Linked DNA regions of Homo sapiens: region 1 is linked to region 2. A link is an interaction called in ENCODE POLR2A ChIA-PET data of the cell type or tissue named here. Cell type or tissue: CD4-positive, alpha-beta T cell. All regions are shown on one strand. Links, peaks and the distances in the headings refer to the core of each region. The heading gives the core; the rest is flanking DNA.

Evidence for each region. Peaks named below come from ENCODE experiments on the same cell type or tissue, not always from the same donor. Only the 100,000 strongest peaks of a DNase experiment are listed, where the experiment ranks them.
Region 1: POLR2A ChIA-PET joins it to region 2 with 10 read pairs; 30 of 35 experiments call an interaction of 5 or more read pairs at or near these places.

Annotation. Positions count from the first base shown.
Region 1 is chr10:3,765,130-3,780,386 of GRCh38, forward strand. It overlaps KLF6 (KLF transcription factor 6), which reads right to left. Exons shown (of 4, transcript NM_001300.6): 3 at 14,977-15,100; 4 at 10,867-14,461. The coding sequence ends at 14,410. It overlaps LOC105376363 (a long non-coding RNA gene), which reads left to right. Exons shown (of 4, transcript XR_001747332.1): 3 at 2,743-2,918; 4 at 3,443-4,191. Among named protein-coding and RNA genes, the nearest start is that of KLF6, 12 kb to the right of the region's middle. RefSeq lists an enhancer at 693-1,892 and a silencer at 9,128-9,422. In CD4-positive, alpha-beta T cell, for the core only: no CTCF peak of the experiment used is centred there; DNase peaks (open chromatin) are centred at 10,362, 10,652, 10,972, 12,062 and 8 weaker places; H3K4me3 peaks cover 1,357 bases; H3K27ac peaks cover 2,781 bases.
Region 2 is chr10:3,866,509-3,881,765 of GRCh38, forward strand. LOC124902541 (a long non-coding RNA gene) reads right to left here and starts at 8,820. Exons shown (of 2, transcript XR_007062365.1): 1 at 8,552-8,820; 2 at 7,620-7,935. RefSeq lists enhancers at 3,195-3,694, 8,702-9,031. In CD4-positive, alpha-beta T cell, for the core only: no CTCF peak of the experiment used is centred there; DNase peaks (open chromatin) are centred at 7,413, 8,783, 9,163 and 9,753; H3K4me3 peaks cover 1,900 bases; H3K27ac peaks cover 5,928 bases.

The DNA.
Region 1 (15,257 bases), core at 6,879-14,878, 98 kb before region 2:
ATGCTCAGTAATGCCATTTTCTTCGCTGAGAGCTCCTCCTCTGCCAGCAGTACATGTCCCTCTCTAAGAAAAGGACTCTCAGAAGTGGGCAGATCGTAAGAGCTATGACTGATGATGAAGCAAAGATGAAAATCGTCTTCATGACTTGCATGTGCAGCAGAGGAAACCACAAGTTATTCCCTGCAAGCCGGAAGCGGGCGGATGTTTTCATGGCCAAAGCCAGCAGTCCCCATTTCTGTCTGTCATATTTTAGGGTAACTTGATGGAAGAGAGGGAGCAGGTGGCAGGGACAGCAAAGCACAGGCACCTTCTAGAAACAGTGAAGGGCTCAAGACATCCTGAGAATGCCAACTGGGTGCATGTGTCTGCTTTTGACCCACCCCAGATCTTTCTGTTTCTGAGTCCTGTACACCTGCAACAAGGGTAGGAGGGTAGTTTTTTAAATCGTTTTCCCTGTTTTACAAAGAAGAAATTACAATTACAATCTGGATCCCATGGGGCTGTGACATACATCACCCACCTTTGTGCCAGGACTGGGGCTAAGCTCCTTGCAGATACAATTTTTAATCCTGACAATCTTCCAGCACATTTGCTATCCTCAACCCCAGTTTTACAAATGACAAACTGAAGCAGAGGGAGGTGATGAAGCAGCTGCATCATATTTGAACACAATTCTCCCAGTTAAAGGTGCATTTCCATGCATTTGCTCTTGAGAGCTCCTCACCAACTCGCGAATTTAGGAAGATGAGAATTTCTCCTTCAGATACGTAGTGTGTTGGCCCACATCACAGAGCTAGTAGGGAGCTGGGTTCTGGAACCCAGGCCTTTGAGCTTCGGTGCATTTAATTTGTTGCTGAGATCTGAATATTTCCTTGTGACTGATCATGAAAACGTGATGAAATGGAAAAGAGTTACTAAAAGGAATGGTGGACGTGGGACTGGAAACAAAACAACGTGCCTCTAAGTTAGCCATTGGGGTAAAAGTGGAGCGAGGTCAGAGGCTCGTCAGGACTGTACTGGGCACGGCCCTGGCCTCCTCACTCACTGCCCACAGCAGCCCTCCCAGGGGACTGCACTGGTGGAGGAGGGGCAGACCCAGTCTGCCCTCGGATGGGACGCAGGGATTCAAAGTCCATTTTTCCATCTGAAACACTGACTGCATCACACGTTACCTTTAACTGGAAAAAGACAACATGCACTTTGCAATGTTCTGCGTTAAGATGAATACATGATGAACAGTGACAGCTTAACTGTCTGGTTGACCTTGAAGAAAAAAAGACAACCATTCTGTTTTAATGTAGTCAAATAAACATCAAGTGGCTTGCAAGTAAAAAGCAGGAAAAGGCAGCACTTTGTGAAAAAGGAGGTTTGGGATTTGTAAACGTTTTAACGAGTCATCTGGGAAAACCCGAGGTGTGTCTCCTGTGCAAAAGACTCACATCCGGAATTACAAAGGTTTTGCATTTAGCACAGAAGTGATGCGTCGAAACACCCGATTGTTTAAATTTTAATGACAAACAAAAAACGTGCTTTAATAAGATTTCACTTTCATTTCCCTGAGTAGCTATGTTCTGGGGCCTGTGAATCTTCTTGGAGCATTAAATGCATTTGTCAATTTGGGGGGTAGCCTTTCAATTAATATGAAGTCAAAATAAAAGGACACTCACAGGTCCTTTCTTTCCCAGGTGGGGGTTCTTCCTGGTGTTGTACTATTGAGAACTGAATTGACAGGTGTGTGGACATCCCTGGTCATTGTCTTCTGCTGTCTAACCACGTCGTCTTTCCCATAGGCTTTCCATCTACTGAGAAAGGGGAGAAGGAAGAGAATGAAATGGAAAATGAGTGATTGGTCTTATGTAAACCCTTCTAGGCAAAACAGGAACCAGAGGGGGTCTGATATTTTGGATCAAATGAGTTGCTGGTTTTATTTAGAGATCCTGCTTAGAATTAATGCGTCCATGCTGTTGGAGAAGAGAGCAAAGTAGTGACAACATCAGGCTCATTGTTCATTCATTCATTCATTCATACATTGAGCATTCCTAGGGGCTGAGGAGTCAAGAGCCATTAAATTTTATCCAGTAATCTTCCCTTATCTGCGGATTCGCCTTTGGCAGTTCCAGTAGCCTGTGGTCAACTGATGTCCCAAAATAGGTGAGGTCTCAAAATAGGTGAATACAAGAAGAAATTTAGAGAGAGAGAGAGGAAGAGAGAGAGAAAGAGAAAGAGACCACATTCACATAACTTTTATTAGAGTATATTGTTGTAATTGTTTTATTTTATTATGTTATAGGTGATCTCTTACTGTGCCTAATTTATAAATTACACTTTATCACAGGTAGGTATGTATAGGAAAAATCATAGTATATATATATAGGATTTGGTGCTTCCATACTTTCAGGCATCCACTGGGAGTCTTGAAACGTGTCGCCCTGGGATAAGGGGGACAACTGTATGCACAATTCTTTGTCCAAAGGACTCATCCTCCAGGGAGGAAGGGAGAAGGGTGAAGATGCTCAGAGTACAGGTGGCCACTGGCTCTCCCAGGACATTCCATCCATTTCTGGAACGTCATTATGCTTCAGGGAGGTCATACCGGACACTCACTACTGCTCAACAGCTAAGCAGTAGAAATGAAAACAGATGTTCTTTGTACCTTGTTCAGCTCTACCCTGAGTATTCTATGGTAGAAACTTCAACCCTTGTCCATAAATGGGGACATTCCGCTGCCTCTTTCTCTCACAGGTGTCATTTCTGAGCAGGGAAGGTGTGATCTGGGGCCAGAATGAATGGCCCTGGTGACTTCTTACCTGATTCATCCCACACCAGTCAGAAGGGGCTGTGAAGGCAGCAGCGAAGGAGCCACACATGGACGTGGAATGGGCACGCTGACCATCATGGTCACGACTGCAAGAAAGCAGGTACTGAGCCCACTTCTGTCTGAAGACTGTGATATTGAGCTGAGGCCACACACACACACACACCCACACACACACACACACACACACACAGCCTTTGCTTCGAAAGGACCAGGTCCCTCATCATGCATTGTCAACAATACATAAAAGCTGAAAGGCGCCTCACACTCGGGCTCACGCTCCGCAAGTAGCCAACATGCAAGAAGAGACAGAGGGGCTTCCAGCATGGTGCCTGACACCTGGAGACACCCACTACTTACTGTGTGGGTGAATGAAGAAAATGCGTACCTGGCTCCAGAATGGCCCATTGCTGGTTGGCATGGGGTTCCGTTGCTTAGAGGTGAGAGGGTGAGTATGGGCTCCACTGGAAGACAATAGGGCATAGATGTGGTTCGGCCACATATTTCATCAAGGTGCACCTGTGACTTCTGCAGCATCTAATTTGAGAAATTGATAAAATGGCTAAACAGTGTATATTATGGTAGTCGGAGAGATGAGTTGGTTATAACCCCGGCTCTTTCTTGCAGGGCTGCGTGGGTTAATTGGCTGTGTCTGAGGGTCACCCCTGCACAAGGAGGATGATGACGACTGCCCTGTGCAACCCTGGGTCATCTCAGGGGAGAGCCATTCCCAGGTTCACAGCAAGCACTCTTTTACTCAGATGGGCCACCTGCATCAGGCCCCAAGGAAGCACTTATTAGTAGAAGAAAAAAAACAAAAACCCAGAAAACAGCCAGTGAGACTATTTTACAAACAAGCGAAGAGCAGCAACTGAAAGCAACAATAACTACAACATAAATCCCTCTGCAAATATTTGGGATTTCATTTCCACTAAGGATAATGATGGCGTAGAAGGCATGTCTGTGGGAGTTATGCACACAGGGAAAAAGGTGGTGAAAATAATCAACCAAAAATAACAAAATTCAATTAATCAAAACAGAACAAAATAAAATGAGCCAAACAGCATATCTGAATATAAGCATAATAATTGTCGTTGGACAAACCTTTGTCAAATCAAATTGGCTTCTAGCACACGGGCTGATACTTTGTGATTCAAGTGGTGTTCTACCCACATAATTCATTTAGTTGCAAAGAATGTAACAAATAATGCAATTATTCCAGAGGATCACGGTGAGACATCTATTTGGTGGTGCCTTAAGCAGAGTGCCCTGATTCAGAAGAATTAGACCAATCTCTGGATTCACAGCCACTCATGAAAACTGTAGGCCGGGCACGGTGGCTCATGCCTGTAATCCCAGCACTTTGGGAGGCCAAGGCGGGTGGATCACGAGGTCAGGTGATCGAGACCATCCTGGCTAACATGGTGAAACCCCGTCTCTACCAAAAATACAAAAAGAAATTAGCTGGGAGTGGTGGCGGGCACCTGTAGTCCCAGCTACTCGGGAGGCTGAGGCAGGAGAATCGCTTGAACCCAGGAGGTGGAGGTTGCCGTGAGCCGAGATCACGCTACTGCACTCCAATCTGGGTGACCGAGCAATACTCCGTCTAAAAAAAAAAAGTAATAATAATAATAAAATAGGAAACTGCAGTAACTCGGGACATCTGGGTTCCTTGTCTTTTGTCAAAATCACAGGGAATTCAACTCACTGAATCTATTGGTCAATTCAATTCCGCCATTGGTCAGTATGACTCGGCTTTTGACAGAGAGTTTTACCCAAAGACTTGCAGAACTTCCTTCCTGCAAGATTTCAGAAGCACAGCAAGCATTGCAAGAGGAAACTACCTTATAAATCATACAAACCCAGCATCGTGTTCTTTGCTTGTCCTTGCCTGAATTTACTGGAAAATCATGTTGTGAAACCTAAATGCAAATGAACCTTTCTTATTGCAAATTAAAAACTAAATCCATTTTCAACTGAATTCAATGGGAAAAACAAGAATTATTTTCCTAAAAAGTAAATATCCACCACTCCGTAATAATTGTGATCCGCTGTGGCTTATGTGTCGTGTCTCAGGACATGGACTCGGTCCTCTGCATACCTTACCTCTCATCCTGCAATAATCCTGAACAGGTTCCCATTATCCCCATTTTAGAGGTAAGAAAAACACAGCTCTAAGGGTCTAAGTAACAATCCCAAAGCCAGAAATCAGTGCAATCTTTCCTTGTAGGTTCCATAAAGGAAGACTCCTCATTGCTCGCTCAGGGTAAATGTCTACTCTTTGCAAATGCCATTCTTAGCAATCCTTTAAAAACAGTAACTCCTAGATTGTAGTACTGCTCAAAGTTTCTAAGGAAACTCACAAGCTTAAAGAAATGGCCGTGGGGTACTTGGGTAATAGCTTCCCCACTTTCTTATCCAGGAGCCTGGCTTCCAGGTGTTACCCTAGGCTGGTCATGAAGATACGTCCACCTTTTTTTTTGTTTTAAGTTACAGAGTTGCAAATATTTTTAATATTTTAAATTGATAAACCCAAGTTATTTGAATGCCATCTTTAAAGTTTTTGATTTGTTTTGCTTGTTTGTGCCTTGTCTTGTTTTTAAAACTTTTATTTTAGGTTCAAGGGTACATGTGCAGGTTTGTTATATAGGTACACTCCTGTCACGGGGGTTTGTTGTATAGATTATTTCCTGATCCAGTTACTAAACCTACACATCCTGAAAAGGCAACATTTCTGATTCCCTAAGTGCAGGGAGCTCAGTGGGTGGGGCACAATTGATTAATGGTGACCCAGCAGCTGCAGGCATGCCTTCCCCTCTTAAATCCTATAAACCTTTCTCCCAGGGCAGAGAATGGGACTGGCCTTGTTCCCACAGCTCCCTCCCCTTGCCATCCTTGAGCCTTGAGAAGGAGCTGCTTACACAGCGAAGAAGGCCGGAAGGTCTGTGCGACATTCTTTGGTACCATCTGTGGACATTACTGTTCCATGCAGCCGAGGCTCCGTCCAGCGTTCACTGATCTTACTGTACCTCCCCTCAGATCTAGGGGAACGTGCTGGGAGCCGCTTCAGAAATGGGGGACTTTCTTTTTTTTTTTTTTTTGAGATTTAAAAAACTTTAATCTCCAAATTAAGTATTTCTTTATAGAACTCTGTTTTAGACAACAAAGAATGGTAACATAGTTAAGAGCCCAAACTCTGTGGTCAGGTACATCTGAGCTAATGAATATACTTAGAATTCCTGGCATGTGGTGAGCACTTGGTAGACATTATTATTATTGTTATTAATAATACCCCAAATCCATCCTTCCTCCCAGTTAATTTCTTTTTTTTTTTCTATTATACTTTTAAGTTTTAGGCTACATGTGCACATTGTGCAGGTTAGTTACATATGTATACATGTGCCATGCTGGTGCGCTGCACCCACTAACTCGTCATCTAGCATTAGGTATATCTCCCAATGCTATCCCTCCCCCCTCCCCCCACCCCACCACAGTCCCCAGAGTGTGATATTCCCCTTCCTGTGTCCATGTGATCTCATTTTTCAGTTCCCACCTATGAGTGAGAATATGCAGTGTTTGGTTTTTTGTTCTTGTGATAGTTTACTGAGAATGATGATTTCCAATTTCATCCATGTCCCTACAAAGGACATGAACTCATCATTTTTTATGGCTGCATAGTATTCCATGGTGTATATGTGCCACATTTTCTTAATCCAGTCTATCATTGTTGGACATTTGGGTTGGTTCCAAGTCTTTGCTATTGTGAATAATGCTGCAGTAAACATACGTGTGCATGTGTCTTTATAGCAGCATGATTTATAGTCCTTTGGGTATATACCCAGTAATGGGATGGCTGGGTCAAATGGTATTTCCAGTTCTAGATCCCTGAGGAGTCGCCACACTGACTTCCACAATGGTTGAACTAGTTTACAGTCCCACCAACAGTGTAAAAGTGTTCCTATTTCTCCACATCCTCTCCAGCACCTGTTGTTTCCTGACTTTTTAATGATTGCCATTCTAACTGGTGTGAGATGGTATCTCATTGTGGTTTTGATTTGCATTTCTCTGATGGCCAGTGATGATGGGCATTTTTTCATGTGTTTTTTCACTGCATAAATGTCTTCTTTTGAGAAGTGTCTGTTCATGTCCTTCGCCCACTTTTTGATGGGGCTGTTTGTTTCTTTCTTGTAAATTTGTTTGAGTTCATTGTAGATTCTGGATATTAGCCCTTTGTCAGATGAGTAGGTTGCGAAAATTTTCTCCCATTTTGTAGGTTGCCTGTTCACTCTGATGGTAGTTTCTTTTGCTGTGCAGAAGCTCTTTAGTTTAATTAGATCCCATTTGTCAATTTTAAAATCAATTCAAGATGGATTAAAGACTTAAACGTTAGACCTAAAACCATAAAAACCCTAGAAGAAAACCTAGGCATTACCATTCAGGACATAGGCATGGGCAAGGACTTCATGTCTAAAACACCAAAAGCAATGGCAACAAAAGAAATGGGGGACTTTCTAGTGGTCTCTTGCCCTACGCATCCTGGAGCAGCTCCTGTCTCCTATCTCCACCTTATGGCAGGGCACGATGGCCTTTGAATGCATGGCTTTGAAGTTTGGATCCTAAGCTGACTGTTTTAAATCGGTAGCTAACACTTAAGTTCTCTTTAATTTACATGAACTCAATTATTTGTATATTTGAATGTTGCTCAAAGGCAATTTACCATGAGGAGTTAGATTTAAAAAAAATAAAAATAAACCCCAGCAAACACACATATGTGTCATGGTAAGCCCACTTGATCTAGCTTCTGAACCTGAGAATAAATCACCTATTTGGGGAGGATAGCACATTGCACAAGGAAGGTGGGGATGATAGTGAAGGATTTTCCATTCCCATCTGAAAGGATTCAGAAGGCTGCATTCTACTGCAGCCCAAACTGCCCCACTTTCTTGTCTCCTCACCAACAGAAAAATGCCACCTGGGTCATGCCGCCTGGCTCTGGAGTGAGTTAACTGATAATGTCAGTGCATGTCATTAACTATCTTGCACATCTGGAAGCAGATCTTGCAGAACCAAATGAAATGTGGTAACGCGAAACTTAAGAAATCAAGGGGAGCGGCGCTGTGCTTGGTTGATACCTGCAAGTCACCCATAAATGTGCCTGTCGTCAACAAAGGGCAAATCTTGGAAAAATGGCGTGCAACCCTGTGTTCAGTTACCCATTAGCCAAGCCCTGGAGCTTCGAAAGAAGCTCGTTGTTTGTTCATGGCAGATCTGAATTGGGGCTCTTAGTTTAAAAAATAATTCCAGAGATCATGTGATCATTGACATATATATATATATATGTATATGTATATATATATTTGTATATGTATATATATATTTGTATATGTATATATATATTTGTATATGTATATATATATATTTGTATATGTATATATAAAATGTATATACATACATGTGTATTTGTGTGTATGTATGTACATTTTATATATACATACACATATATTTAAATACAAACACACACACACTTACAGTGTTTTGTACAGATCATGTAAAGGAAAGTAAATGCAACCTAGCAACTGCAGCTGAACGGGACTCGTAGGCCAATGGGCATTCTGGTTAAATCTGTCTTTTAAGATTCTGTGGTGATCGTGCCGCCTGGCGTGGCTTCTCTCAGGACATGTGGAACCCATATTTACTCTCCTCTTTGTCTCTTCATCCACAGACGTTTAGAGAATTCTCGTTAAAATTACTTAGAAACAGAAAGACCTTGTTATAAAATAAATCTAGTTAAACACACTTTGTTGTGGTCCTCATTTGCGTGATGCATGGGCCTCATTTTCGTCTCTCTGTATCTTAACTGTGTGCATTAGGTGATTCATGCCAATTAATGCAGGATGTCACATCTCCAATTGCTTTCTCTATCTTCTTAAACATTAAAAATAAATATGTGCCATCTGTCTCATATCTTGAAAGCAATTCAAAATGGTTACTTTTGTTTTCTCAGGATTACAGCACAATTTGTAGCTGGAGTGCTTCTGAATTGCGAGAAAGCCCTGTCTGCATTTCATACATGTAATGTCATATTATGGTGGCTGCTGCAGATCGAACAGCAAAGGTTGGGCGAGACAGCAGTGTGGGATGGTGACAAAAAGCACGGTCTTTCGCATCTAAGAGACCTGGACCAGTATGCTGAGCCTGCTGCTTCCTAGCTGTGACCTCAGGAAAGTTGTGTTGTCTCTCAGGGCCTCAGTTTTCCTCATCTGTGAAATAGATATAACATCTACTGCAGCGGTCTCCAGCCTTCTTGGCACCAGGGATTGGTTTCACGGAAGACAGGTTTTCCACGGACCAGGGATGGTGGGACTTGGGGGTGGAGAAGGGTAGGGATAGGTGGGGGTGGGAGACGGTTTGGGGATAAATCTGTTTCACCTTAGATCACCAGGCATTAGGCCATTATATTCCCATAAGGAGCATGCCACCTGGATGCCTCGCATGCACGGTTCACAATAGGGTGGTTCATGCTCCTTTGAGAAGCTAATGCCACCACTGATCTGGAACAGTATCGATCCGTGGCCTGGGGGTTGGGGTCCTGTAATCTACAGCACAAGAAGTAGGAAGCAGACACCATTATCTGCATCATCATGAAATTTTGCTAGGAAAGTAATTCCGTTTGGCAAGGATGGTTGTTTAAAAGTAGCTCCTGGTGGCATAATATTAACAGAAAAGAGGGGAGTTAGGTGTGAAAGCTGTGTTCTTTCTCCGTAGCAATTACAGCAGAAAAGGAAGACACTTTCCTCCGATTGCCTGTGTTGTCCTTTGAGCACTCAGGTCAACTTGGATAGGGAACGGGGCCGGTAAAGTGGGGACACTTGGGAGACTTTGGGTCCATTTACAGCTACAACAGCACTTTTCAAAAATGGTGATTTTAATTTAAAAAATGGTATGCTATAACGCAACAAATGTCTAAATAACTTAACTGTAATTAGACGGGCAAAGGGCAATCTGAGAAAGTCCTAGTTTCCATTTGAGCACAGTTTTCCTCAACAATTCTTTCATGTAGCACAAGAGAAAGCTTTCTCGAGCTGAGGCCAGCACTCTGAAGATGGCGAACGTGTAATTTGAAGTGCACCCTATACTTACACACCACAGAATTGTAGTGCTATCGAGAATGCTGGATCCACGTGACCTAGCCCTATTTTAGCAATAAGCAAACTGAGGGTCGGTGTAGCTCAGCAAATTGTCCAAAGCACACAGCTCGTTCAAGCTAGAACATTTCCTTTCTTCTTTTAGCTAGGTTTCAAAAAATTTGTTAAGCAGACTGAAATTTTTTATACTTCTATAAATACCCTAAGGTTGCAGCCGATTCCTTGCACGGCAGCGCTAACAGCCTTATTTGAACATAACTTAGCTGTCCTGCATAGTCTTTCCATGACAAAGTGGTCAAGTCTTAATAGTAGCCGCGAATGACTATCAAGACTTTAAATTTAGACTGTACATTCGGGGCAATCCAACCATGAGTCATGTTGACATGTGCTTGGGGATAGAACACGCCCACGAATCCCGGCAATAATGTCGTCTGCTCCCCACGTCCTGCCCTACCACAGCTCCCTCCAAACTGCTGACATTTTTACCACAGTTATAGAAAGAAAATTAATGAACATTCCTAGTCTGGGCACACATCTTAACATCCATCCCCTCTCCAATTATAAAATTAAAAGCAACCACTGTAAATTCCCCACGTTTAGCAAAATGAAGAGCTATGGAGAGGAGTGAGCGCTTAAGCCACCTCAAGTAGAATATCCTTGTTGTCACACTAAGAAGCTGGTTCCCACGGAAACACATTGATTTACCCCATTGCTACTGATTGGCTTAGTGTAATCTGAAAATGGACTCCTACAAGGATCAAATTGTCCTGGTCCACACAGTAAAGCAAAGCTGAGATTACTTGCTAAACATTGCTCTAAAAAACAAAAGGCTGCCTATTTTCAAACAAACTCTACATTTAATGTATCTTATTGGCCTTAAAAGAAAAAAAAGAGATGTAACTCCTCTGGCAGTGATGTCATCTTTTATTTTCTGCCCTCCTTGACTGAGAGTGGGCTGAGGTTGTGAGAACAGCCCTCTGGCCTGGAGTCCCTCTGCCTCCTCCACCCCTCCCAGACATGCCTCAGCCAGGTGTGTGGCAGGGCTGGCTGGGGAAGGTAGGCCCAGCTCTAGCTGCGGAACTGGAGCAGGCTGTGGAGGCACAGAAGTGGCAGGGAAACACTCAAGTTTGTCGTTGTGCAGGTGCCTCTGCAATGCATTCCCTGGCTTGAGCAATGGAAGATCAAACCGGCATGGTTCCCTACTGTGCCCACAGCCGGGGGGTTGTTTTTGTCAGTCCTTGGAGAAGAGTATTTGATGCATTCAGGGAGGGCAATGTCAGGCTCGCTGACATCCTCTCCAGCTCCCAGGACAGGCTGTGGAAAGAGGAAGGGGCTGAGGTCGGTGAGTTGTTCTCAGGGTTGCTCAATGAAGATTTGCCCCCAGGAGGAAGCCAGGGTGATGAATGCAGGAGGAATCTGTTCCAACAACCCCCTTCCCCCAAAAAAAACAACCAGACTCAAGATGCTGATAAGAATTCTTTTATGTTATTCCAATAAAAAATACATTCATACAGAAATATAACAATCTTGCAAAAAACAATTTCAAATAAAATCTTGTAAAACAAAATTTTACAAAAATCTTACAAAGATTCTTTAGATAACAGGGTGCTTCCAAAAAAAAAAAAAAAAGAAATTTCACTAATAGAAATTTTTTTTTAATTTCAAGCAAAAAGTTTCTGCTTGATTGAGGCTCAGTTATCACCTGAACAGAATGTACTTCTTTATGTACGTGCTAATTATGAAAATCACAGGCATTGACAGGTACGGTACCCAGCCCCACCCAGGCAAACAGCTCCGACATGTTTCGTAAGTGAGACAAGCCAGTGCAAGTTTTTTTTTTTCCTTTTTTTTTTTTTGTCTTTTGCTTACCTTCTTGCTTAATGGAATTGTTATGGCTAAGCACATAGAAGGCCAAAAAAGGAGTTTTCCAAACCCAGCAAATCAAGTGCTTGGATTCTGAACTGCCAAAAGAAAACTGCACTTCCCCTCTTAAGTAAAACGAAATGAGTTTCTTAGGTAAATGTATTCATCAGCCCAGATAAAAAAAAAACCAGTTATGTGAGCGTTAGTCACTGCTCATTTCCAGGAAGATCAAACAAAATACCAGCCCAGCCAGACTCACATGTGTGTATATATATATAAAGCAAAGAGCCACACCCACAAGCCAGCAGCTGGGTGAAATATCAGCTGTCCACGCCGTGGTATGCCAATTCGGGGAAATTACTCCTTGGAAAAACTGGAAGAATCTACTTGCTGGAAAAAATAGCTTCATCTGCATAAAAAGTGTTCTACAAAAGAATCCCTGTGGTTAGCTTACTCTTAGGTTAGATCTTCTAATAAGGCTGAAATTCAAAATCAAAACCTTAGTGTGTCCGAGTCCAGCCTGGGTTCCAGCATTCTGTTCAGGCCACTTCTGAACGGCCGAAGGTGCCCCATTCCAGACCTGCCCATTTGATGGACAGAGCAGACAGCCCGGAACAGATTCAAGCAAGAAAGTCCTCCGCACATCGTTAAATTAAAGATAAAGCCTCTATAAAAGTTAGGTTATGGTTTTCATTTTTACCTCCTTTATGGCCATTTTGAAATATTTCTTCACAGGCTGTGGAATTTTCTAGCTAAACATTCTAGTTTCTCCTTAAAAAAAATATTTATATATTATCTATATATATAATATATATATATACACACATACACATACTGTACACACAAATATACATACACAAGAATTCTGCCCACTTTTTTAAAAAAGTAGTATACTTTCTGTATTACCAACAGATAGCTAGACAGATATGTGAAACTTGTGCCTTTTAAGCAAATACATTAACATTGGGGGTTTTTTAATACTTCTGTATCTTTAATATGTGTGAAAATGTTACATATTAAATACAGCCGGTGTGTGATCTATACAATTGTTGTGCAAGGTCTATATGAAAGTCTCAAGGTGGCAGAATTGGTCAGATTTTTCCATTTTCCTGTTTTCCATTTTAACACTGACAGTCAAGTTGCCTAAAGTGTTGAACAAATACTGACATGTAAAGGGAGTTTCACTCTATGTCTTTGTGAAGGAGGACCTTAAAGAGATTTTTTTTCTGTATTATACGTTGATACAGTACACTGCCAGGTGAAACAAGAGCCTTAATAAAGCATGCATCGCCCACACCCCTGTATGAGACCCCCACAGAAGGGATCGCTTGCGTAAGGCACCATTATGAAGGTCAACAGTGCATTAACAGCTAGAAAACCAGAAATTAGTCCTCAAGGCATAAATAAGAGAAACATAGCTGCATGAGAAAACAGTTTCTAAGCGTTAGTGGTTTTATCCACCCAACTGAGAAAAATTTTAGGTTCTTAAGTCTAATGAAACATTAGACCAGCAATTCCCAGCCCCAGCTTTGTGACACTCAATACGTGTCCAATTTCTTCTAAGGGCATCACAGAATTCTCCAAAAAGTTAATTCAAATTCAGAATCATTTAAAAATAATCCTGTGTTGCACAATGCCTTTCTGGAAGGGGAGTGTTACAAACTTGGAGGGGAAAAAAAATTGTATATTGCCAGGCCCGGATGGCTAGGGGGTCACTGTATTAGACAGATTGGATCTTAGCTGCTCATTAACTGGAATCAGTATTGCAGTCCTGACTTAAAAATGGAAAAGCATATAGTTCCCCAGACCATGCATGACTTTTTGTATTCTAAGGAAAAGTTAAATTGTTGTGTTATATTTGTAAATACACAGCTTATACAATGGGTTACAAATGAGCTATGTTGTAGCGTGTAAAACAAGCTACTTGACACATTGCACATTTAATAGCTGCACCAGACACTAAGAGTTCCTCTCACACAGAAAAGGGGGAGAGAGGCTCTCCCTCCCCACACCACTCGCCACTCTGGGGTCCTGAGTTCCCACGCCCACCCTCCAAGATTTTCCTTCTTTTTTTGTTTTTGTTTTTTTGTTTTTTTGATTTTTCTTTTTTTTTCTAAGGTGCAGACACCCCCTCCCCCCAAGGAAATGATTGGTGGTCATCTCATCTCATGGTATACTCCTTACACACAAAACATTCAAACTACTTTTTTTCCATCTCTTGCAGTCTTGCTAACCACAAGGAAAAAAAGTTGGCCTCATCATACGGTCAGTAATAGATCCTCAACATACAATCAACCCAACCATTAGCATTCTCAGTGTGCATGCTCACGGCAAAGGCTTAGGCGCCGCTCGGAAGGGCGGGTACCAGTGGCGAGTCCAGGGTCACCCACATACCATGCACCACGGGTGCTATGCCGCTTCTTACAGGACCTTTTTAGCCCTCAAAAGACCTTCCAAGGAGAGGCCCTGGAGGCAACTGGGTAGGGTGCAGAACGGCATGCTTTGGCTGGAACACGCATCCCTCCTTCCACGGCCGGCTCTCAGCCTGGAAGCCTTTTAGCCTACAGGATCCACCTCTCTGCTCCCTCAGAGGTGCCTCTTCATGTGCAGGGCCAGGTGGTCAGACCTGGAAAAACACCTGCAAGGGCAAATCAGAAGCACAGAAGAAGTTAGGTTCCCATCCCTTGCCAGTGTTCTGGACCAGCGCCCTCACCTCCCTGCCCTGCCCAGCCTAACCCCCTGCAGGGAAAGGTGGGATTCTCCTCCCAAGCCTCATCAGTGTCTTCAGGGACAGGAGATACCAACTGATAGGAATGTGAATTAAGAATGTCCCCCACCAGTGGCTGGAGGTTCTTTGGAGAATCTGAACGGACTTCATTTCTAATTCTTCAAATATGAAAACTGTTGAAAGGCCAATCTCCAAACATATCAATAAACTGACTCCAATGTCAGGTGTATGTGGAACAGTTCTTCCTAACCATGGACAATGAGCACACCAGAAACTTTCTAAAAAGTCCCAGGCTTGAAAAGAAATGTTCACACATAGGAAACTGCATGCCTTCCTTCGAATGTGCCCTGCACACCTACTCAACCCTGGTCATCACATTCCCAAGGCCCCACGCTCCTTGCCCAGCATTGTCCTCAGGCACGTACCTGTCACAGTGGGAGCATTTAAAAGGCTTGGCCCCGGTGTGCTTTCGGAAGTGCCTGGTTAACTCATCACTTCTTGCAAAACGCCACTCACACCCTTCCCATGAGCATCTGTAAGGCTTTTCTCCTGGGGAGAGAGCACAGGACAAGCAGCCCATGACTTCACTGACCCGCAGACGGAAAGGGGAAATTCAACAACACACACAGTGGTGGGATGCAAGGCCAGGGACCCAGTGGCTTCTGGCATCGGTAACACACAACAACTGGCAGCCTCAGAGAGACAA
Region 2 (15,257 bases), core at 3,914-11,913:
TATGTTGGAGACCAAATAGAAGCAGTTCCTCAACACTTGTTTCAGGTTGTCAGAGAACTCGACCAGCAGCAAAGACAGCAAGTATTCCAGACCACCATGCAAATAATGTTCTGAAAAGAAGTCGTATTAGTCTGGTTCAAGAACAGTTTTAGCTGGTTATAGCTAACTGCCACTTCACACTTGGTGATCACTGCATAGACATATCTGAAAGGTGGAAGCACTGCTGTAGTAGCCCTTAAATACAGTTATTTTATGGGTTTTGTTGTTTTTGTTTTTGAGACAGGGTCTCACTTTGTCTCCCAGGCTGGATTGCAGCTGTGTGATCTGGGCTCACTGCAGCCTCCACCTCCCCAGCTCAAGTGATCCTCCTGCCTTAGTCCCAAGCAGCTGGGATTACAGGCTCGTGCCGCCACACCTGGCTAATTTTTGTGTTTTTTACAGAGATATGGTTTTGCCATGTTGCCCAGGCTAGTTTTGAACTCCTGAGCTCAAGTGATCCACCCGCCTCAGCCTCCTAAAGTCCTAGGATTGCAGGCATGAGCTATCACGCCAGGCCGTTTTATGTTTTATTTTTGTAAAATATTCTTGTTGTAAATTGGTGACATAATTAGTCTTAGTCCATCTAAATGCTAAGTGTCAGTTTCAACTCTAATCTAAATGATGGTCTGCAGCAGAGGTTTCCAAATATTTTGAGGATACACACCTCATCAGTAAAAAGGTTTTGATCATGAACATATAAAGACATTAACATTTGCTGATGTGTAAGACCAGCCCCTTCCTGCTGGGTGGCTTCCATGAGCAATTAGACAGTGATAGGAACAAACAATATAGAGACAGGTAAGTCTTCTGTTATATTTTGAGCATTATAAAGGATACACAGAAACATACACGTAATAAATGAATCAGATAAAAATAAATGTGCATAGAAGCTCTAATGTTCTTTTACTTGTATTGCAATATATCATTCTGTACAGAACCTTGGGTGTGTGCACCTCACCTGTGGGACCCCTGAGCCCATCTGTGAGACCTGAGGTGCTGTCACAAGTGCTCAGGGAAGGAGTGAAGTTGTTTTTCCACTGTGATGACTCTGGCTACATGAGAACGTTTTCTTTATGACTGAAGTAGAGTCACATTGGATAGCAGTAACTTTGATATCTTCATCAGAATGAGTCATTTTAATGTGTATTGCCTTGTAATCATAAAAGTTGAAGTATTACTTTTTTTTTTTAACTAGAGCACAGTTACAAGTAGATGTTTGCCATCATCATAACAAGAGGAAGTCATGGATTTTATTTTAAGGCACATAAACTGAGATCATGGGCACATGATCAAGTATCAATCTTCTATGTTGGGAGAAGACAGGGCCTAAGGTTTATGCATTACATAACATGTGCCAGGCACAATTCTAGATGGTTTGGATATGTTAAAAGAAATCATGGCTCTAAATTCCGGTACACAATGTTTAGTAGATAATAAATGCTATTATGTTTCTGATTTCATCATCAAAATTATCCAGACAGCTAGGTATGACTACACTAGTCATCCAAAATCACCTGAAAATCAGAGAGCTTCAGTGACTTTGGGTGTGGTCACTTCTTAGTAAGAGGCAGAATAGACACTTCTGATTCCATCGCTCATGTTCAGGGTTTTAATTTTTTTTCTTTTTTTGCTCCTTTCACTGTATAATTGCTCATGTGAGATGTTCCAGAGTGAATAGGCTGCCCTTTGGATATTGTCACATATAAAGACAATAAGAGTAAATAGTTGCTTATTTGAAGACATCCATAGAATGGCTCATGTGTCTTGTTTTTTGCTTTTGTTTGTTTATTTGTTTGTAGACACAGAGTCTCACTGTCACCCAGGCTGGAATGCAGTGGTGCGATCATGATTCACTGCAGTCTTGAACACCTGGGCCCAAGCTATCATCTCGCCTCAGCCACTTGAGTAGCTGGGACTACAGGTGCACACACGCCACTGAGCCTAGCTAATTTTCAACTTTTTTTTTTTTTTTTTCAGACAGAGTCTAAATCTGTCGTCCAGGCTGGAGTGCAAAGGCACACTCAGCTCAGTGCAACATCCGCCTACTCGTTTCAAATGATTATCTTTCCTCAGCCTCCTGAGTAGCTGGGATTACAGGCACCCACCATCACACCTGGCTAATTTTTGTATTTTTAGTAGAGATGGGGTTTCACCGTGTTGGCCAGGCTGCTCTTGAACTCCTGACCTCAAATGATTCGGCCCACCTTGGCCTCCAAAAGTGCTGGGATTACAGGTGTGAGACACCACGCCTGGTCAATTTTAAACTTTTTTGTAGAGACAGGGTCTTGCTCTGTTGCCCAGGCTGGTCTCAAACTTCTGGCTTCAAGGGATCCCTCCACCTTAGCCTCCCATTCTGCCACATTCTATTTCTGTAGAAGCAAGTTACAAAGTCCAGCTGACACGCAGAGGAGCAGAATTGAACCTCACCTTTTCAAAGAAGGATTGTCAAAGGATTTGTAGATATATTTTCAAGACACCACACAATGCATTTGATGAGATTCTGATTATAGACCCTTTGGCATATTTTATGTGGACTGTAAGGAACTGGGAAGGATCTAATATTTTACCCTATTTGTAAGGTTTCAAGTTAGCCTGTCCTAGTTTTGTGAATGCTGACAGAAGATATGAGTACTCTGGGTCAAAGACCAAAAGGACTTTATGACTCAAGCAATAGCAGTAGGCAGAGTATCAGCAATTTTGGTTCTCCTACTCCCCACCCCCAGAGGGTGACTGAAGGAGGGTCAGGTGACATTTGCACATGCAGTGGATTGCATTTCAGGAGGTGAACCTAAACTTGGAGGATGGGAAGCTGCCTTTCACAAGAAGCAGTAGGCATACCTGCCCTTTGCTTTGAAGGACACACAGTCTCTGTCTTCCAAAGCTGTTCACTATTTAACTATCTTTCACAAGATACTCCAGGACAAAGACTCTCACGGCCTCTACTCAGAAGATGTGCAGACATGTGAGGGTCATGGAGAATTCTCTTCCGAGTTTATGATAAAGGTGGTTGCATTAGTCAGGGTTCCCAGAGAAACAAACCAATAGGAGATAGATAGGTGGATATTTTAAGGAATTTGCTCATGGGACAGTGGAGGCTTGGTGAGTCCAAAATCTGATGGGGGTGGTAAGCAGTCTGGAGACTCAGGAAAAAGCTGCAGTTTGAGTCTGAAGACAGTTTCGTGCAGAGCCAGAAAGGGCTGATGTTGCAGATGAAGTCTGAAGGCTGTTTGCTGCTGAATTCTCTCTCGCTTGCAGGGAGGTCAGCTTTTTGTGCTCTTCAGGCCTTCGGCAGATCGGATGGGGCTCACCCATATCAGGGAAATCTCACCCAAAAATATCCTCACAGAAATATCCAGAATAAAGATTGACCACATATCTGGGCACCATGGCCCAACCAAGCTGACACATAAAATTAACCGTCACACTAGTGGTATGATTGCTTTATTTAGTTGCAAGAGTTGAAAATAAAAAAAAAAATTAAAAAGGCATTTGGCTGAGGGGCACGGAAGGGCAGCCTATATTTATTGTGAAGTAATGTGTTCAACTGTGAGGGTTCATGTCTGAAGATAGTTCTAAATAAAAAAAGATGATTTTTCTTAATTCCCATTGCCCCATTTCAGATTCCCATTTGATAATTTAAACAAATGCATACTAGCAGCCAGATGCGGTGGCTCGTGCCTGTAATCCCAGCACTTTGGGAAGCTGAGGCAGGTGGATCATCTGAGATCAGGAGTTTGAAAGCAGCCTGGCCAACACGGTAAAACCCCATCTCTAGTAAAAATACAAAAATTAGCCAGGCATAATGGCAGGCACCTGTGATCCCAGCTACTTGGAAGGCTGAGACAGGAGAATCACTTGAACCTGGGAGACGGAGTTTGCGGTGAGCTGAGATTGCACCACTGCACTCCGGCCTGGGTGACAGAGTGAGACTCCATCTCAAAAAAAAAAGAAAACAAAAATGCATACTGGCATGGTCCACCCTAGTCAAACAGATTCAAAGAACTACAGACTTGGAGGAGACCCCAGAGATAATATAATTCATCAACATCATGCTACAACTTTCTGAATATCATGCAAATAGTTACCTGTAGAGCTGGGACTTAAAACCCAGGGCTCATACTCTACTCTGTCCAAGAGCATTAGAACTGTGGCTCACGGAACCCTGGGTTCAACAGAGGTTCCTTGGGAGCCTCCAGGAGGATGGGCATGGGCAGGGCCCCAAATTGGTATTCACTAGAGGGGCTTCATTTCAGTGTGAATTTTATATTGGAATACTGTGTAAGGTCCCATTTGAAAAGGGCTTATTTTGCCAAAGCAAGCTTGCAAATGACTCTCGTTTGCGATGGATATTTTTGTTGCTAGTGTTGGAAGTTAATACGTTCAAATTACATTTGAGAACCGAAGTTCAAAAAATAACCTTCCTTTAGAATTTTTTTGAATTTTAATAATTTGATCCAATTTGAGTTTATAAACTCAAGGAAAATATTAACTCATCAATTTAGTAGTGTGTAAATTATTCTATTCCATATTTATTTTATTCTTAAAAATCATGACCATAAATTTAATAGGATAATTCAAACTTTTTTTTAGTAAAAAGCAGTATATATTCATGAAGGAATATTTGAAAATACAGAATAACAGAAAAAAATGTAAAATATACCTACTACCTAAACATACCTTTATCAGTATTTTTATGTATCACCTTTCAGCATTTTTTTTCTAGGCAGATGTCTCTTTCTCTACGTAGTTGTCAATAAACTGTGTACTTATGCACAATTTCATGTGACCATTTGTGCTTATCATATACTCAAGGCCTTCTCTATGTCATGGAACGACCTTGGAAATATAATATTGAATGACTATGTAAGCTTCCACAAAGTGGTTATACCAGTTTTTAACTAACAACCTCTTTTCTGTTTTTGATTTTATTTTACTGCTAAAAATTCAAGCTGGAATAGTACTGCTGGGAACCAAGTTGTTTCCCCAACGCCTGCCAAAGTCCTCTATTGAATCCCTAACCCCTGGTGCTGTTGTATTTGGGGTAAGAAAGTAATTAAGGTAGAATGAGGTCATAATGGCAGGGCCCTGATGCAATAGGATTAGTGTTCTTATAAGAAGAGACTCCAGAGAGTGAACTTCCCTCCGCTCCTCTCTCTCTCTCTGTCTCCCACCAAACCCACCTGTCATACAGCAGCAAGAAGGCTGCGTCTACCAGCCAGGAAGAGAACCCTTGCCAGAAAGTGAACGGTTGGCACCTTGAGCTTGGACTAGCCACCTCCAGACTGTACCATGGACTTTGCTATTGTTAGTGCAGAGCTACCAGCTCTGCATGTGACTATCTGAATGATGTACAGTCTGTAGTATTTGCCATGGTAGTCCGAGCCACCTAAGACAATCTCACTGTGCATAAAGATCTTCTCCTTCGTCCCCCATTCCTCTCTCTCCTCTGATCACACGTGTGCTTCCTTGTCCCCACAGGCTTCACTTAAAAACCCAAGTTCCATGAGAAAATAATTTGGGAATTCAATACGGAGATGGCAAAGCATAAAGTCCAGCATGGGGACCCCTGAGCGTGGGCTCCTGCGACCTCAGAGGCCACTCCCCTGGGAAGCCACCCCGGTTCTGGACGGCTTCTGGGTTCCTTTCTGAGCCGAGCACCGTAGCCTTGCTCAGCCTTGGCGCCTGCCAACAAGTGCTCTGAGCAACTGATAGATGTTCAATAAATGTCCCCTGCGGTTAAATGTGCCTTGATATGTCATTGAGAGACCCTTAGCTCTACGTTGAAGGGAGTCCAAAAGTCCTCTGGTTAGGAATGCTTTCTTAGTGGTTCTTTTATCATTGACTATTTATTGAAAAGTAACCAGAGAATTGCAGAAATAGAAAGCTGAAAGGGATTTCCTCCCCAGAAGTTTTCAAGGTTGTTCTTGACTGTTGTAAACAAGGAAGCCAATACTTTAAAGAAGGCATTTGAAGAAGTTTAGGTGAGGTGAGCAGAGCTGTTCTCATGAGGGAAAGAGGCAGCCTCTCTGGAGCCACTCCCCAGAGGTCCCCCACGCCTGAAAAGGAATTTGAAGACTAAGGATCTAGTCTAAACTCCTCATTCGAAATGCTTATTTATTACCCTCTTAGGGGATCTTAAAAAATGACAGAATTCCAAATTTAAACAGAAAAAAGCACTATTCTAGAGTTTTTAAAACGCCAGGATACATAGTCCTATACTAACATGAAATATTTACTTACCAAAATCTTTTAAGAATCTGGGAACCAACAGTTTAGGAGAAGCATGGCTCTCGGCTCGGCTACAAAAGGACTGCTCTGTCCATCTCTGTGTGACTTGATTGATGGCCGGAGACATGAGAGAGGAGGAGGAGGGGGTGGCTCTGGAGAGCGCAGGTGAGGTCGGCCTTGCGCCTCTCTCCTGTGCTGCGGGCCCCAATCTGCATCCCTCCCTTCCTCTGAGTTGCTTTACTTGGTGTACAACCGTCACCTTTTCTTGCCTTTTCAAATGAGATGAGATCAGTTTCCACATAACTGAGCCAGCTCATGTAATTATTGCCAGGCACTTGACATTATATTGCATTCTGTTGTCTTTTTGTGTGTTCGTTTGTTTTATCATATTCGATTCCTTTAATAGCTTCATCCCTTCATCCCACACATGGCTCTCTCCTAGGTGCACAGCGGTCTCCTCAATATCAGGAGATGCAAAGGGAAGACATAGTTGTTTCCTTCCAGCAGGACACAATGAAGCCAGAAGATTGAAATTACAACTCAATAAATGTTTGTGTGTCTTTTAATAATGATTTCAAAGGGTTGCAATGTTGAAAACAACAAAACAAACAAACAAACAAAAACAACTAACCTCCTTTTAATAGCCCATTTAAAATTGTTTGGTAAATATTATGGATGGATCTTTTAAAAAAATTACTTTATAACTTCAAAACATAAGTGAGTTAAACATATGCTTTCTGAAATTTTTTTCATGTTAACATTTTTAGAAAAGGTAAGTTGGCCTTTAAAATGCTATCATAGTGAAGTTGCGTCATTTGAAACAATGTTCAATAAATGTTTTTGTTAATTATAAATAGGTTATGATTTGGACAGTTAAGAAGAAGACAGAAACTAACAGAAGATAGTAGAAGACACAATGGAGATTTTGAAAACTTAGCTTAAAAGTTTTATCATGAGATTAATAAAATATGTCACAATGCTTTTTTTCTTACAAGAAAATATACAATTTTTCTCCCCGCAGGTCCTCATTCTTTATTCTTTTTCTTAGAATTCATATGCTAAGTTTACTAGGTTCCTCTTTTCAGTATCTTTATTTACAACACTGTCACTGTTTCCATAGATACACTGAAGGTCGGTTTCCATAGCAACACTCTTGGTCTCCTAAACAAATAGTATCATAGTGTGAATCTTGTTTCAGTGTTATTGCACCATGTTATTAGATACAGAATTCAAAAAAATAACTTAAGCAGGGTTTGAAACAAGGTGGGTTGGTTTTATTGCTTGGTGCTTTAGATATTACATTTCAATTTCATATTAAATATATATCCATCTGAAAAATAGCGAGGCTTTTGCATAGTAAACATGATACCAATTTTATTCACAAGTTATAAAACACTGTAATTTAATAAGAGGATATTCCAATACATGAGACAGACGCAGGCAGAGGCTCACTGTCTTCAGATTCAAATGACTACTTTTCCGTTGGCTGGATGATTTAGCCTCCCCAAACCTCCACAGTCGTTTATAACCTACCCACGGTGATCATTACCTTTGCCATTTTTGCATTTTAAGTCATTTCTACCAGTCTTGTCTTTTATTTCATAGCCCCAAAGGAACAGCTCTGAAATAGATTTCAAGGAATCTTTACTACTTCCTATTTTGCTCCAACTGAAACAAAAGAGAAAAGTAACTTTATTAGATTTTTGTTTTTTGCCTTTAAATTTGTTTATCATTATCTTTATTTTTATTTTATTTTATTTTTTGAGACAGAGTTTCCTTCTTGTTGCCCAGGCTGGAGTGCAGTGGCATGATCTTGGCTCACTGTAACCTCTGCTTCCTGGGTTCAAGTGATGCTCCTGCCTCAGTCTCAGAGTAGCTGGGATTACAGGCATGCACCACCACGCTGGCTAATTTTTTTTTTTTGCTTTTGAGACAGAGTTTCACTCTTGTTGCCCAGGCTAGAGTGCAATGGCACGATGTTGGCTCACTGCAACCTCCACCTTCCTGGTTCAAGTGATTCTCCTGACTCACCCTCCAGAATATCTGGGATAACAGGCATGCACTGCCATGCCCGGCTAATTTCTGTATTTTTAGTAGAGACAGGGTTTCTCTATGTTGGTGAGGCTGGTCTTGAACTCCTGACCTCAAGTAATCCTCCTGCCTTGGCATCCCAAAGTGCTGGGATTGCAAGCATGAGACACCGCACCTGGCCCATCATTAACTTTAATTTCTTCTCTGAGAAGCAAATCTTGTGGACTCCTTTAGAAACGGAACTGAGCCTTACCTCCAGCTCACAACCCACGTCCGGTAAAATAGTTTTGTGTAATTGATTAAATTTGACTCCTAGGGGTGAGTTTTCAGCTCACATAGGGAAAGGAGGGAAGCAGTGCCCATCACAGCGGAAATGTGGACACTGCTTTTATTTGAGGGAAGGAAGGGGAGCTGTCTGCACAATCCCATGACATTGTGGTTTTCTGCCAGATGCTTGGAGACAATGTACTCCAGTGCGCACACCTGCTTCTTTACACTCTGACCCATTTAACAAGCTATGTCAGAAGCCTGCTTTTTCACTTTCCTTTTGAGTATGTCCTCCTTTAAGGACATATTTATTAATAAATGGGGTTTCCCTCCTAAATTTGGCACTAAAAGGGATTGGTATGCAAATACAACATAGTACTTGGCAAATGTAAAAAAAAAAATTGTACTGCTTTGGGGGAAGGGTCAACAATGAACTAAAGGTGGTGACAAATGTAAACTCAGGATGCCTTAGAGTGTGGGTGTTAGGCAGTCAGACAGGTAAGTGTGAACCCCAGCTCAGACATTTAGTAGCTGTGTGAATTGGGGCCCTGACTAGACTCCCCTGAGCCTTGGTTTCCTCATCTGTAACATAAGGAAAATACCACCTACTGTGCCGAGTTGTTGAAAAATCTGAGATGTTAGAAGTCACCTGCATTTTGAAACTTGAAGTGATGCATTTTTTCATCATTTCTGATTTGTCCCATGCCTACAGGAAGAGAGTGTGCCACCTTTGATCACAGAGTACTTTCATTTTGCTGTATCTGTGGTTACATTTTATTGATGTGCATGGCCATTGTTACATTTTACTGATTTTCCTTCCTTATCAATTGGATCTCGAGGTTCAGAAAGTGCCAGATTCCTCTGTATCTGCACGAAGATGCATCTATGGAAGTGCATCTCCCCTGTCATGGAGATCCTCCAGCTCCTCCAGCTCCTCCAGCTCCTCCAGCTCCTCCAGCTTCTGCCCATCACCTTTCCATCTCCTGACCTGACTCCTGGCTGAGGTAGTGTTTTCCAATCAAGACAAAAGCTCCTGAGAGCTTCCATCAGTGTGGTTCCCGGAATAGTCAGCTGACTTGTAAATGGAAAGCCCTAGAGAAAAACAAGTCCTTCTCTGATCTCAATCTTAGCAGTATCACCTAAGCCAGTGTTTCCAACCTTTCATGCACACAGTGATCACCCATGGGCCTTGTTGAAAGGCAGATTTTGGCTCAGCAGGCCTGGGTGGGAGTTGAGCCTCTGCCTGGCTGATGAGCTCTCAGGGGATGACCAAGTACCTGGTCTAGGAGCCTCACCTCCAACGGGAAACTCTCCAAAACACAGATTTTTATCAAATTTGTTCAAGCCCTAATTAGAGGCCACCACCCAAAACAATGGGTCCCCAGATGACTTTAGCCTGGGCATATTTGGGGTTTTTCTTCTAGTATAAGATTCAGGCTATCCAGCCTTTTTTTTTTTTTTTTTTTTTTTGAGATAGAGTCTCACTCTGTCTCCCACGCTGGAGTGCAGTGATGTCATCTCGGCTCACTGCAACCTCTGCCTCCTGGATTCAGGCGATTCTCCTGCCTCAGCCTCCAAGTAGCTGGGATTACAGGCACCCACCACTGCGGCTGGCTAATTATTGTATTTTCAGTGGAGACAGGGTTTCACTATGTGGGCCAGGCTGGTCTCAAACTCCTGACCTTAGGTGATCCTCTCATCTCAGTCTCCCAAAGTCTGGGATTACAGATGTGAGCCACCCTGCCAGGTCGGTCCAGTCTTAGTTGAATTTGGCTTCCTTGTACGATAAAGAGACTGGGCTGACTGGAATCTCTCGGGTCCTTTTCAATAAGCAAATGCAGCATACTTTCTTCTTACAGAGGTGGGACAGATCAGGGAAGATGCAAAATTCATCTGTTCACATTGTCATTACCAAATTCCTTTCAGCTTACCGAAATCTTCTCTGAGCCTTAGGATCAATATGATTCATATTGTTGGGAAAAATACATAATGGAATTATAGCTGATTGTCAGAGACAGGTTAATGCTCTAATCAGAAAGTCAGTGACTGACCTGTGAATGAGTTTAGAAGCTGCCTGTACCATATTAATTCCCAAAATTTACAATGTAATTAAGGCTTCAGAATTCTCTAAGAGAGTGTGGTCTCATTTCCTTTTGTTATGTTATTGTGTAACAAATGCAGTTGTTTTCTTAAACAAAATTGCCTTCTGCTTTTCTGTTCTCCCTTACTTTAGAAGCTTGATGGCACTTTACTACTTGTTATGTTATAACAGCAGTGTTCCCTGTGTGGAAGTCTTCCAAAGGCAATTCACTCTTCTGAGATTATGTTTTGGAGGAAGAATATATTTGAAAGCTCTAAAAAAAAATTTAGGGTTTTCCAGGGGATTTTGTTCCATGGGTTTTCCTTGCATATTATCTCATTGTTAAAAGGATTGTATAATATTCTAAGAATCAAGAGGTTGTAGTTTCACATAAATAGACGCAATCAAATAATTACTTTTGCTTTTATTTTTATGCTGAATAATTTCACTCAATGGCATCAACTTCAGAATGAATCATAATGAGTCTACTTGACCTTGTTAAAACTGACAATAAAATGGTGACCAAGTCCTTTTCCTTTGAAAAAGGAAGCGGCCAGCTTTCTAATGCTGGCTTGGTGGCCATGGAAGATGCCCTCAACGGTCAAAGAAAAACTCATATGAAAGCACCAAAAATGTGGATGAAAGCAATGCCATCCTCACGTGCTAAGGAGTGTGTGAATGCATGAAAATAAGGTGCTTAGAACAATACCTAACACATACCAGGTGTTCAGTAAATACTGGGTACTATCATTCCTGACACTTTTGTCTGCATGCTTACAACAAGCCAGCCTGCAGTTGCTTAATCTCTGCAGGCTCTATGCATGTGTGAAGATATATACCTATATTTACACATGCAAATATATATAAAATACCCATGTATAATTTTTAGGGGAACCCTTTTACAGATGATAGTTTCCGGTAGTTGTGAAAAAATCTGGCAAAGCACCATAAAAATAAATAATGCAAGCATTCTTTGAATTACTTAAAACTGAATGTCCAATTCAAACAGATTATAATTTTCAATGTTTTCTGTTGATAGAGTATCATATAGAGAGTTGGGATTTAGAAATAAACTGTCTTCCACTGGGCGTGGTGGCTCATACCTGTAATCCCAGCACTTCGGGAGGCCGAGGTGGGCAGATCTCTTGAGGTCAGGAGTTTGAGACCAGCCTGGCCAACATGATGAAACCCCGTCTCTACTAAAAATATAAAAATTAGCCAGGCGTGGTGGCATGCACCTGTAATCCCAGCTACTTGGGAGGCTGAGGCAGGAGAATCCTTTGAACCCGGGAGGCGGACGTGACAGTGAACTGGGATCGTTTCCACTGCACTACAACCTGGGTGACAGAGTGAAACTCCATCTCAAAAAGAAAAAAAAAAAAAAGAAAGATAGAAAGAAAAACAGAACAAGCAAAAAAAACAAAAACAAACCAACAAAAAACAGAAATAAACTGTCTTCCAAATAAAAGTACGGGAAATCTTAGTGGAGAAAGTAACGTATTAGTGCCTATGACACACACAAGTGAATGTACAGGTGACCCTTGAACAAGGCCAGTTTGAACTGCATGGGTCCCCCTTTTACAGGGATTTTTTCCAGCAAATCGCAGATCCAAAATATAGCATTGGAGGGAGGCAAAATTCACATATATCAACAGCTGACTTTTTGTACATGCCTGCAGATTTAGGTATACCTGGGATTCCTGACCGATCCACCTCCTTTACCCAGGATGACTGTATATATTTCTTTGAGAAATGTGTGTATATTTTTCTCTGAGTCATATTGATTAAAAATTAATATTAGTCAGTACTATCATTCTTAAAGTACTAAAATTAATATAAAACTAATATAGTGTTTTCATAAAGTAAAGAAAAAGGGAACCCTAGTAAAGAGTTGGTTCAGTGAGGCCAGTCTACGTTTCACATCACCCAAGCCTAACATTCATTTGGATGGATACTTCTCACTTGTTGGGATTATTAAGCCATTGGTTTGTGTTTGTTCCGTGTAAACACTAAGGGAAAGGGAAAAGGAGACTCTCCGCTGTTTTGTGGGTGTTTGGCTAGGGTTTAGTTATGCAAGGTGAAGTTTGGAGTTATTTCCCTGTATGAAAACTCTTCATGATAGACACCAGGTGTGCTGGAGACTCACAGCAACAGAAGAAAGCCCAGGCTGACTCCGGAGAAAACGGCTGACCAGGAGCATCCCAGGATCATGACGGAGTCGGCTGACTCCCCGGTCAGACTCTCTGCTTTCTAATCCTGAATCAACCCTTTATAAGCTGTTTGACCTTGAGAAATTCCCCTAACTTCTTCGTACCACAGGCTATTTACTCATCTCTGTAATAGAGGTAGCATATTTCCTATTCAAAAAGGCTACTGTTAAACATAGTAATACACTTGGAGTGGCAACCTTAGGACTCAGTAGATGTTAGTGACTATTAGGAAATAAATAATATTTCCCAGAAGTGCCATAAGATCATTCATACGTCTTATAGTTTGATGAGTTGCTTTGCATTTTGCCAAGGTGGACTACTGTTTGATTCTGTAATCCTGGCAAGCATTTAGCCAGCAGAAAGCTAAGTCATATTAAGATCTCAACTTCCAGAGAGAGCTTAGGACTCAGAGTCAGGAACTCTCAGTTCAGAAAGGGCTGCAAAGCTCCGGAATTTGAAGAAAATGTCCAGATGGTGTGAATATTTAGTTATTAATCTTGGAATTTCACTATGCAAACAGAATTAATGTAGTAACCATTTAACCACTTGTGTTTCTGCTGTAATAAAACATCACAGTCTAGGCAGCTGAAATAGCAGGCATTGATTTCTCCCAATTCTGGAGGCAGGAGGTACCTGCTGATTTGGTTTCCAGAGAGGGCTCTTCTTCTGGCTTGCAGAGAGCTGCCTCCTCACGGTGTCCTCACATAGTGGAGAGAAAGCAAGCTCTCTCCTGGCTCTTCTTACAAGGACATTGATTCTGTTGGATCAGGGTCCCACCCTTACAACCAAATTTAGCCTTAATTACTTCTATAAAGACTCTATCTCCAAATACAGCCACACTGGGGTCAGGACTTCCACAGATGAATTTGAGGATGGGAACATGAACATTCCGTCCATAGCACCAATCGTCAGGTGCATTTATTTCATCCACGTTCTATAACTCTGGAATGAGGCTGATAGCATCTCTCTCTCTCCAGTTTGTTTCCTTGAGCCTCATCCTCCAACCGCCCTTGTTCCTGTGGAGAGCTCCTTCCAGACTGGGGTCCCCTGCTTTATGGCAGGGGCAAGGGGTATGGATATATTCCAAATGACTTCTGTCTGTTCTTTTTTCTGATAACTCCTAAGGTCAAACATCTATACAGTCTTTCTATCATTTGTTATTAACCACACTTAGCATCGGTAATTCCTTGCAACATTGATTTTGGTGAGGTTCTACGATCTTTATTTTCCTTTCTATTTTTTCTCGGTTTTAGATATTCCGCTTATTCTTTTTCTCCTGCAGATGAAACCACTCAAGGGGTTTCTTCCTGCCTGGTGCATGAAGAAAGATCATGGCATTGTAGTAAAGAAAAAAGTTTAATAGACATGAGGACAGCCATACCATGTGGGAGATGGAATTTGTACTCAAATCACCTCCTCCAAAGCTCATAGGATAGGGGTTTTCTTTTTTCTTTTTCTGTTTTTTTTTTTTGTTGTTGTTGTTCTTTTTTTTTCTTTTTTTTTCTTTTTTTTTTTTTTTTCTGAAAAAGTCTCACTCTGTCACCCAGGCTGGAGTGTAATCGCATGATCTTGGCTCATTGCAACTTCCACCTCCTGGGTTCAAGTTATTCTCGTGCTTCAGCCTTCTGAGTAGCTGGGATTACAGGCATGTGCTACAACACTGGGCTTTTTTTGTATTTTTTAGTAGAGATACGGTTTCACCATGTTGTCCAGGCTGGTTTCAAACTCCCAACCTCAGGTGATCGACCTGCCTCGGCCTCCCAAAGTGCTGGGATTACAGGCATGAGCCACTGTGCCTGGCTGGTTAGGGGTTTTTCAAAGACAGTTTGAGAAAGGGGTGGGAGTGTTCAGGTAACAGGTGCTTGCTGCTGATTGATTGGAGCAGAGATGAAATCACAGGGTGTTGAAGCTGTCCTCCCGCAGGCTGAATTGCTTCTGGGCGGGGCCACGGGAGCGGGGCTGGCAGGTCCAGGTGGAACCATGAGTGTCAGACATGCAAAAAACCTGAAAAATCTCAAAAGACCCATCTACAAGAGTGGTGTTATTTTCAGGAGATATTGCGGAAGTTGCATATCTTATAAATAATGGCCGAAAATCCTTCATGTCTGCACCTTAGCAGGACTTGGCTCCTCTATTCTCCCTAGACTGACAGCCTCCCATTAGCTTTATAAAAGCCATCGAGTTTTGGATAAGGCCTATTATTATTTATACTGTAGCCTAAATGTCTTCCAAAGTCAGCTCGGCTCAATAGCCCAGGAATAATTAAGGGAAAGGCAAGAGGGGTAGGGGTAGTTAGCTCCCCTTACTGTTATAATTTTTCTTACTGATATAATTTTTGCAAAGGTGATTTCTGAGATGAAACTATTGACTGAGTAGCAACTCATGTTTAGCGTTAGCATTTG